Regions from separate parts of the Homo sapiens genome. Here region 1 is linked to region 2. Evidence: chromatin loops called from intact Hi-C (ENCODE). Cell type or tissue: Caco-2. All regions are shown on one strand. Each heading gives the region's core, and the rest is flanking DNA. Links, peaks and the distances in the headings are about the cores only.

The links. A loop is a pair of places that touch in the nucleus more often than their neighbours do. Peaks named below come from ENCODE experiments on the same cell type or tissue, not always from the same donor. Only the 100,000 strongest peaks of a DNase experiment are listed, where the experiment ranks them.
Region 1: a loop joins it to region 2, with 6 times the contacts of the local background. A loop is called at or near these places in 4 of 110 quality-filtered maps.

Annotation. Positions count from the first base shown.
Region 1 is chr5:54,327,483-54,332,864 of GRCh38, reverse strand. The region is part of intron 1 of LINC01033 (long intergenic non-protein coding RNA 1033); the gene reads right to left. Among named protein-coding and RNA genes, the nearest start is that of LINC01033, 9.2 kb to the right of the region's middle. In Caco-2, for the core only: CTCF peaks have their summits at 2,289 and 2,490; a DNase peak (open chromatin) is centred at 2,624.
Region 2 is chr5:54,381,405-54,386,786 of GRCh38, reverse strand. All of the region lies in intron 1 of LINC01033 (long intergenic non-protein coding RNA 1033), which reads right to left. Among named protein-coding and RNA genes, the nearest start is that of LINC01033, 63 kb to the right of the region's middle. In Caco-2, for the core only: no CTCF peak of the experiment used is centred there; DNase peaks (open chromatin) are centred at 2,196 and 2,675.

The DNA of each region.
Region 1 (5,382 bases), core at 307-5,306, 54 kb after region 2:
ATGCCTGCATTTTGTTTTGCCATAACACATATGCAACAAGAATTTTTCCATAAGCTTTAAAAATAGAAGAAATATACCTTTAAGCTAGTTCTCTTTAAAAAAAACTGTTGTGACAACTTCAGTCTATAAGATTTTTAGTTAGTCCCTCTCATTACGTCTCAAGTCTTTTTTTTTTCTGCTAATAATGCTGGAGGTAGAGATATGGTCAAGATGTTTAATCAAAGTGAATGGAATTAGGAAGTAAGCCATCCCTATTTTTCCTAGGATTGTATTACTTAGGCTTAGCTTGCTCTGCTTTTAAAGTCACCTTGGTTCTAAAACATACAGGATAACAGAAACTAGAATTTAATATGGAAACAACCATCCTATGATAAAACAAACTAGGTTTGCTATACACCAATCAAGGGCTTAGGGGAGAAATCAGAACTTAGAGTGGGTGGAAGCAATGAATATGGAGTACCATTTCCTAGTCTCCTCATGAAAAATGGGCCACCAGTGTTTGATGCCAAGAAGCTGATTGTTACTTAAACTCTATCTTCCTGGAGAACTTACAAAAGTAGTATGTTTTAATTGCAGACAATTTGGAGGATGCTAACAAGCTTAAAATTTTTTTAAATTAAGGATCACACCCAAATATAACCATCATGTTTATGTTGTCGGCTGGAAGTACCAGTCCCTTTTAAAGGTTTTTCACAGAAAACTGTGCAATACAGATGGAGACTAACTTAGCAGATCTAAGGAGAATGGAGATTGGGCAGGAAGGTTTCAGGGTCCATGAACTGTATGATAGTGACTCTCCTACAATCCATAGACTCTTTAGAGCAGGTCCTGATAGTGACCCAATGGTGGGGCCATCTCACATGCAGACCTGCCTCAATAGCCTTGTGCTCTAATTCCATACCTTGCAAATCTGGGGCCCTGCATTTTGGCATCTTATGGCAGACAAATGATGCTAGTAGGAAATAGTAGAAATCCCAACTCTCCCTTGTCTCTACCTTCTCCAGACCAGGCAATACTTTGGCAGTGAGTCCTACCAAACTCAGTATAAGCTTCTAAGATGCCAAAGAAAAACAGCACTGACTTTCCATTCAGTGGTCATTCACTGTCCATTCAGCCAACAGCTCCAGCCACTGGCCAGACCCAAGGGTCTCCTACAGGCCTGATGCATGTAAAACTGAGACAGAATTTGCAGCAGATAGAAGAAATCATGATTCCAAATGACATATGCTGGAAAGGGCAAATGACGGTGTTACTACATCTGAAGGACAAACTAACACTAAGAGATTTCACCATGATATGGCCCCAACTTCCCTTAGGAGGGAGAAAGGGAGCAGAGCATGTCAGAATCTATACAGTTACACAATGAGACCACTGGAACGCCTCACCGACAATACCTTTACTCTGACAAAGGGTGGCTGAGAAGTTCTTCCGCTAGTTGCTCCAGTAGACGTCTACTCCCAATGACTGAAGCATGGATGGGGAGGAGCGCAAAGTGGCAGAGTTATGTTGTTGGTGTGTTGGTGTTGGTGGTGGGCGGGGGGTGGGGGGGGGGCAGTTCTACATAATAGCAGGGCTTTAGGAGTAGGGTAGGGCAGTGGCTAACACATTCCTTGCCCCTTCTAGGAGGCAAGTAGCTAGAATTGGTAACCTTAGAAACTCAGCCTTAAAAACTCCTGACATTCCCCAGATGTCCCCATTCCCTAGCTCAAGACAAGACTCCTTAGTCACCGGTGGTGCTGAAGACACAAGGAAGTTGCATGAACAAGTAGCCCAGATGTCTATGGCTGCAGCATAGCCTCGTTCCTCTTAACCTGCATCTAAAGCTTCATGAGGATTGTCTGTGGCTAGTTGACCAAAGACGAAAAAAAATTAGAAAATTCGGCATGATTTGCCACCAACACCCAAAAGTAGATGACTGCAGCACTACAGCCCTATCCCAGGGTGGCTCTGAAGGATAGTATTTAAAGAAAATCTTCCTCCCAGTGGGCAGAACTTTGAGCAGTACGTCTGTTTGCCCATTTCATCCAGAAAAAGGGATGGCTAGAGGTCCACATTCATCATGAGCAATAGCTAATGGTTTAGGTGCATAGTCAGGGACTGAAAAGAAACATGATCAGAAAATTTCTGACCAAAGAGGTCTGGGAATCTAGTATGTGACTAAATGGCGTTCACACAGAGTGTGAAGATATTTCTGTCTCATGTCAATGCTCCCTGAAAAGCAAGCTCAGAAAAAGAGTATTGTAATAATCAGGTGGACAAGCTGACCTGTTCTGTGGGTGTCAGTCAGCCTTTTCCAACAGCCATTCTTTGCCTTGCCTAGTGAGTGCTGAACCATGATAGGAATGAAGTTTCTGTATGGGCTCACAATATGGATTTTCTTCTACCAAGGCTGATCCAGCTATAGCTGCTGTTGAATGCTCAATCTCCCAACAGCAAAGTCCAACAGTGAACCCCTGATATGGCACCATTCCCAGGCCAGGTGTGAAGATGGAGAAAACCAGCTAGCCACCTGGTGGCAGATTGATTATGCTGGACCACTTCCATTATAGAAGTGGCAGCTCTTTGTTCCCAGTGGAATAGATACTCACCCTGGATAGGGATTTGCCTTCCCTGCCTACAGTGCTTTTATCAAAACTGCCATCTGTAGACTTACGAAATGCCTTACTCACCTTCATGGTATTCAGCACAGCATTGCTTCTGACCAAGAAATTTGTTTTATAGCACATAACATATGCTAATGTGCTCATGGTCTTGGAATTCATTGGTCTTATCATGTTTCCCATCACCCTGAAGCAAGTGGCCTGAAAGAATGATTGAATGGCCACTGAAGACTCGGTTATGACAATAGCTGCATGGCAGCACCTTGTAGGGCTGGAGGAATATCCTCCAGGATGCAGTATATAGTCTAAGCCAGATTGTGCTATTTCTCCCTTAGCCAGAACTTGGGGAATCAAGGGTTGGAAATAGGAATGGCTCATCTTATCTTTGGTGATTCACTGGCAAAAATTTGCTTCCTGACTTCATAACTTTATACTGTGCTAATCTAGGGTTCTTAATTCCCAAGGGAGGGATGTTTCTACCAAGAACACAGAAAATGTTCCATTAAATTAGAAGTTGCGACTACAGCTTGGTGACTTTGTATTCCTCATGCAAGTTAATCATCAGGCAAAAGAGGGGGTTATTCTACTGACTAGGATGATTGATCCTGTCTATCCAGTGGAATTAGGTCATTCACAACTACAGAATGGAGAGAAGGAAGAGTATGTCAGAAATGCAGATTTCCTGTAGCATATTTTTGTATTCCATATTGTTATGGATTGAACTATTTTTTTCCAAAGAGATATGTTGAAGTCCTAACCCCTGGTACCTGTGAATATAACCTTATATGGAAATAGGGTCTTTGCTGATATAATCAAGATGAGGTCATATGCAATTAGGGTGGGACCTAATCCAATATGACTGATATCTTTATAAGAAGAGAAGAGGCCAGGCGCGGTGGCTCAAGCTTGTAATCCCAGCACATTGGGAGGCTGAGGCAGGTGGATCACTTGAGGCCAGGAGTTTGAGACCAGCCTGGCCAACATGATGAAACCCCATCTATATTATAAATACAAAAATCAGCCAGATATGGTGGCGTACACCTATGGTCCCAGCTACTTGAGAGGCTGAGGCATGAGAATCGCTTGAACTCAGGAGATGGAGGTTGCAGTGAGCTGAGATTGTTCCACTGCACTCCAGCCTGGGTGACAGAGTGAGACTCTGTCTCAAAATAAGAAAATAAGAAAAAAGAAAAGAGGAGACGAAGAGACACAGAAGGAAGATGGAAGATGTCCATGTGACAGCAGAGGCAGAGTGGATTTATGCTACCACAAGCCAAGGAATGCCGAGGATTATCGGCATCCGCTAGACACCAGGAGAGAGGGAGAACAGATTTTTTTTCCCTCTGAGCCCCCAAGAAAGAACCAACCCTATTGACATTTTTATTTCAAACATATATCCTCCTAAACGGTGAGAGAATAAGTTTCTGTTGTGTTAAGCCACCCAGTTTGTGGTAATTTGTATAGCACCGCAAGGAAAGTAATAGATATATCCTGAGATTAATATTCATAGGAAATTCCAAAACCCAATTTAGGTAGGGCAGCAAGTGGCTCAGATCCTTCAGGAATGTGAAGGGATTGGGTCACCCCAATAAGCAAAGATCTAGGACAAGATTAAACATTGTCGAGGGAAAAGAGAATATAAAATAGATATAGTCAAAAAACCAAACCACATAATGGCTGCAGAAACAAGGACAATAATAGTTATGAGTATTTTTCTACCTAATTTTGGTATGAGTGTATCTATATATGTAGTAAATGTTTCTTCCCTTCTCCCATTCCCCTACTTCTGATATAATAGTCATTACTTTTATATCTCAGTATAAGTTACAGGATATCAATGGGGAGTACGACTCAGCTAAAAGAAGAATGAACAAATTTGCTGTCCTAGAAAAATGTTTTCCAGAATTCCCATATCTTTATGCTTCTGAGTTAGCAGTGACCATAGGAGAAATATGTAGAAGGTTTATAAATTAGAAGGGGGGTTGCAGCCCTATTGTTTTATACTGTGAAAGTCAATGTAGGAGGCCAGACGCGGTGGCTCATGCCTGTAATCCAGCACTTTGGGAGGCCGAGGTGAGTGGATCATCCGAGGTCAGGTGTTCCAGACCAGCCTGGCCAACATGGTGAAACCCCATCTCTACAAAAATACAAAAATTAGCCGGGCATGATGGCGGGTGCCTGTAATCCCATTTACTCGGGAGGCTGAGGCAGGAGAATCGCTTGAACCCGGGAGGTGGAGGTTGCAGTGAGCCAAGATTGTGCCATTGCACTCCAGCCTGGGCAACAGAGTGAGACTCTGTCTCAAAAAAGAAAAAGAAAAAGAAAGTCAATGTAGGATGCCAGGCATCCTGTACACACTGTGGTGACAAGCTGCTCACGTTGTCTACATAAGGCAGCACTTGGGCCCACACTTCTGGTACCAGAATTCCTTCAGCTTCACCTAATCCTAGGCCAAAAGCATGGGCTATTCTATGGCAAAAGGTGCCAACTTCTTCTGCAAGTGACCTGCAGCATCAAAGGTAGAGACAGTCTGAGACTGATGTGGATTCCAGTTCATCCTCACAGTTCCAGCTCATTCTCAGGAGTTTTAAGTTCATCTTTACTTTTCTTCCCACTTGGTCTGGCTGACTTAGAACAACTTCTGGCTCAACACCTAATGCAGAGACAGCAGCCTTGCATAGTCCCTTCCATTGGTAAAACTGTGTAAGGTCTTAGCCCTATAATAAATCCCTTTTTCTATATAGTTGTAACAGTGTTTAGCCTGTTTAGGAATGTTTGATAC
Region 2 (5,382 bases), core at 246-5,245:
TATTTTTAAAGGGTATTGTGTTCATCGGTTTTGTGCTGCTGTAACAGAATACCATAGATTGGGTAATTTATAAAGAACAGAAATTTACTTGTCATGGTTTTGGAGCCTGGGAAGTTCAAGAGCAGGGTGCTGGCAGGTTAAGTCTCTGGTTCCAATATGGCAGCTTGTTGCTGCATCCTCTGGAGAGAAAGAACTCTGTGTTCTCACATGGCAGAAGAGCAGAACAGAGAACACACTCCCTCAAGCCCTTTTTATAGTGGCTTTAATTCATTCATGAAGACTCTGTCCTCATGACCTAAACACCTCCCTCAAGGCCCCACCATTTAACACTGTTGCGTTGGGGATTAAGTTTCTAACATGTGTATTTTGAAGGGAACAAAAACATTCAAACCATAGCAGGTACCATATGTATACTTTGTCTTGAGAGTCCTCACTTGCTTTTCAGAATTCAAAAATGGTCTCATTGTTTCTGTGAGTTCACTACCAAGTCCTTTGCACTTGGTCTGACAGTGAGTGACAGCAGAGGCATCTGGGGCTCTGAGATACTCCTCGCACAGCCAGCTTAAGAGCCAGAACTCTGCAGTTGCCTTAGCAACAGCTAAAGTTTCCTGTCCCAGGCTAAAAAGCGTGATATCTCTTCATTTGTAAAAAGTCTATTTTATTCTCTCAATCTGCCTGGGGCATAAATATGCCAGGAATGGAACCCTCAGGGTTGGATTTCCTGTTCTTGATTTTGAAATAGAAGGTAAAATACTCATAGAAGGAGGTAAAAAGGAGGCCTGCACATGTTCTTATACTTGATAGCAGGCTCAAATATTCTAATATAGCCAGAATCTGAGCTAGTCAAAGTCTTAAACTTGCAGACGATTTGATTTTAGACCCAGCATTTTTTTTAATTCATCACAGAGAGAAATAATTCAATGGTCTTCATTTTGCAGAAATGAAGAAACTCTCTATCCCAGCTCTTGCATTTGAGAACTCTAATAGAATTTTGAAAGGGAAAAAAAGTGAAACATCTTTAAATGACTACATATTTGATCATGCCTAATATATCTTAAGTATTATTGAAGAGCTCAGAATATTCTCCAAATGTGAGCTCATTCTAGCCTAAAACACTTAGGAAGCCCATCAGCCTTGAATTAGACAATAGAAATTCTCTCCATTTCAACTCTCTTCTCTAATTGAAGCTTCCGTTTAAGCCCAAAGAGTTGCAATTTCTTTGTCTCTCCCTCCAGGTTCTCCAGACCATCGCTTATCCCAAAGCCTACATTTCTGCCTGTCTGAGACACAGGTATATAAATAATATTTAATCTTTCTTCCTTCCCTTGACGTGTTGACTGAAAGCTGAAACAAAAGGCATTATAATGTTAAAAATGTAAAGTTAATTTCACCTTAGCCAAGTTTGAGGACAAATAGCCCCTGAAAACACTGACTTAGCACAAACCGATAATGAGTCTCAGAGTGGGTTACATGAGGCACGGTATTCATGTGTTCCATTACATAGAAAATGAGAGAAAGGGGTAATAAAGTAAAGGTGACATTCTCACAATTCTGATTGGTGCTCAGAGACATTGTACATAAGATAAAGCAACAGTCTGGTTAAGTTATATAGGGTAAAAGGTTAGCAAGTATGTGGGCATCTTAGGGTCTGGAGAGGGATGATTGATTTTATCCTGCCTTTATGCTATATCTGATAGATAGGGTTGTATTATAATTCGTACATATCAGTGAAATATTTGACAGACTGCAGCCTTGCTGGTGAGGGTTCAGCTTTAATTCATAGGCCTAGTTTCTATTGTCTATGTCCAATCTGCAGCCATCTTAGACCACTTTTAAATATATTTTTCTTTCAGATTTTCCTTTTTCTGAAGAGTTAAGTACCTAGCTTCTAACAAACATCCACCAGATTTTATTTTAGAACTTGGAGAATAACTGAATTTCTTGAAGCAACATGATTCACATACTTCTACCGTCCTATAAGTTCAAATCACTGGGGGTGGCCACCGCCCAAGTGGTTATATGCACCTAGGCTTGGCAGGAAGTCAGGCAAAAGAGAGCATTTGGTACTAAGTAAATCCAGCAGCCTCAACCCAATTGCAACATCCACATCAGGAGGTCAGACATGCTCCTGCCCATCCTTTGGTATCAAGGGAGGCAAAGTATAAAGACTAAAAAAAGTAAATAGTATGCTCTTTCATCTTTCCCCTAGCAGAGGATGGCGGGAGGTTCTGGCACGGTGGAGAATAACCTCAGAAGTGCACCAGCGGGCGGTAGCAACGGCCGCACTGAAGCAGGTTAAGCACCCTGAGAAAAGTGGTAACATCTAGAGCAGGCTCTGCTCCCTGGCCTCACACCTCCATCCTACTCTGAGATAAAAAAAACTCCTCATCAGTTATCTTTTGGGGCTTTATACATAATAGATGTCCAATAAAGAATTCAATGACATGAAGGATCCCACATTGAGGAAAGAGCAGAGAAAACATGGCTGTAGCCTTTGTGAAATTAAATAATTCAAACTTAAAATAATTCAAACTTAAAGCTGTTTGAAATTGAAGTTATCCTGAGCCTTGAGAGGAATGTGGCTATGCAGCTTAAGTCACATGGCATGCAGCTGCAACTTCTGCCTTTTTTATTTTCTGTAAATAATTAAGAACAAAGTTCCCCAGAGATAAGACTCCCTCAGCTCACTACTCTTCCTCTTGGAGTAATAAAGCAATCTTCCTTAGAATGTAGCAGTTCGTAACCAATCAAATCACTGTGATGTGTGTGTGCACTGGTCGTGTATGGAAAATGTTGCCATGCTGCTGAAATTTAACTTCTCTACTTTGGAATGCTTGTTGCATTCATTTGGAGTCAATGTCTCTGGGTGGCTATCCTCAAACTTTGCACTCGAATAAACTCTATACTTAATATATTTTTTGAATCTCATTATTTAAGGTTGACACCTTTAAGGAACTTCTAAGTTTGTTTCTGGCTTGTTTATTTCTCAACACATACACACCATGGTTGGAGTACCGGCAAGGAACTATTGGGAGGGAGGTTTGACTAATTCTAGGGAGTAGAAAGGACAGACTCAGTGAGAAAAGCTTCACAGAGGTGATGTGCAAATTGAGATTACAGGGAGGAGTACAAAATGGTTAGGTTGGACAAAGGAGCAGGAGAGGCATTCTACCCAAAAGAAACAGACCTAGCAAAGGCACAGAGACCTTGGGTTATTCCTCAGGGAATAGGGAAGGACTTTACGTACTGACAGGCCTAGAAAGAAAGGATTCAGCTGGACTGGGAAAGCTTTGATTACCAAAAAGCCAAGATGAAGAACTCAAATGTCTCAGGAAACACAGCAGAAAACAAAGTGGTGCTGTTGCATAACATGTGGAGAACATTAGCACATTGTTTAAGGGCAATGAGTTTAAATTTCAGAATACCAAACTAGTCAGTCAAATACTTCTGCAGACCATACAGCTTGCTTCCTTCTCCATTCATATAGGGGTACAGGCTCAGAAGATAAGGGGACCCTGACTTCTAGGATACAGATGGGGCATCAAGAGATGCCATATCTGGGCTGGGCACAGTGACTCACACCTGTAATCCCAGCACTTTGGGAGGCTGAGGTGGGTGAATAATTTGAGGTCAGGAGTTCAAGACCATCCTGGCCAACATGGTGAAACCTTGTCTCTACTAAAAATACAAAATTAGCCCAGGCATAACGGTGCACGCCTGTAATCCCAGCTACTTAGGAGGCTGAGGTGGGAGAATCAAACCCAGGAGGCGAAAGATGCAATGAGTTGAGATTGCACCACTGCACTCCAGCCTGAGTGACAGAGTAACACTCTGTCTCAAAATAAAAGAGATACCACATCAAAGTTAACAAGAACATGTCTGAATAGGGAAAACCATTCAGGCACCAACACAACCTATGCTGAGGCTGGGAGGCAACTAGCAGACTAAGGACCTCAGCGACTTTCAGATTCCATACAGCAAGCAACTGTGAAATCTAACATTCCTTATTCTTGAAAATCATAGCACACCAGGTGTATCACAGGGTGATGACCAATGTTCCCAAATCAAGTAGGAGGAGAGATTTAGCCCATCATTTTTTATCATAAACTTCAGATCCTTCTCCGTGATAACTTTTAAAATTTTCCTTTTTTTTTTCCATGATCTGTGTTGCTGTATTAGATCAGCCTCCAAAACCCTGATTTATAAGCTTATTAGTTATGTACATTAGTCAGTGTTTGTTGTGTAACAATCACCCCTTAAATCTCAGTGGCTTACAACAACAAATACGATCTTCTTGTCCTCAGATCTGTGTGTCAGCTGTGGTTCTGATGAGTTCCGTTGGACTTGGCTTCCCACAGTAGGTTGAGTTCAAGCCTTTTCTGAATGCTTCTTTAATCTGGGAGCGAGTCTCAAGAACCCATTTCTAATTGAGCATATTCTGGAGCCATTGCTTTCTGAGGCATGCTCTTCTGATGGCAGAGCATAGGAGCTCAATAGGCAAGTGAAACTTTTTTTTTTTTGATTTTTTTTTTTTTTTGGTTTTCTTTTTTTTTTTAAATTGATCATTCTTGGGTGTTTCTCCCAGAGGGGGATTCGGCAGGGCCACAGGACAATAGTGGAGGGAAGGTCAGCAGACAAACAAGTGAACAAAGGTCTCTGGTTCTCCTAGGCAGAGGACCCTGCGGCCTTCCGCAGTGTTTGTGTCCCTGGGTACTTGAGATTAGGGAGTGGTGATGACTCTTAACGAGCATGCTGCCTTCAAGCATCTGTTTAACAAAGCACATCTTGCACCGCCCTTAATCCATTCAACCCTGAGTGGACACAGCACATGTTTCAGAGAGCACAGGGTTGGGGGTAAGGTCATAGATCAACAGGATCCCAAGGCAGAAGAATTTTTCTTAGTACAGAACAAAATGAAAAGTCTCCCATGTCTACTTCTTTCCACACAGACACAGCAACCATCCGATTTCTCAATCTTTTCCCCACCTTTCCCCCTTTTCTATTCCACAAAACCGCCATTGTCATCATGGCCCATTCTCAATGAGCTGTTGGGTACACCTCCCAGATGGGGTGGTGGCCTGGCAGAGGGGCTCCTCACTTCCCAGAAGGGGCCGCCGGGCAGAGGCGCCCCCCACCTCCCGGACGGGGCGGCTGGCCGGGTGGGGGCTGACCCCCCATCTCCCTCCCGGACAGGGTGGCTGCCGGGCGGAGATGCTCCCCACCTCCCAGACGGGGCGGCTGCCGGGCGGAGGGGCTCCTCACTTCTCAGTTGGGGCGGCTGCCGGGCAGAGGGGCTCCTCACCTCCCAGATGGGGCGGCTGCCGGGCGGAGGGGCTCCTCACCTCTCAGACGGGGCGGCCGGGCAGAGACGCTCCTCACCTC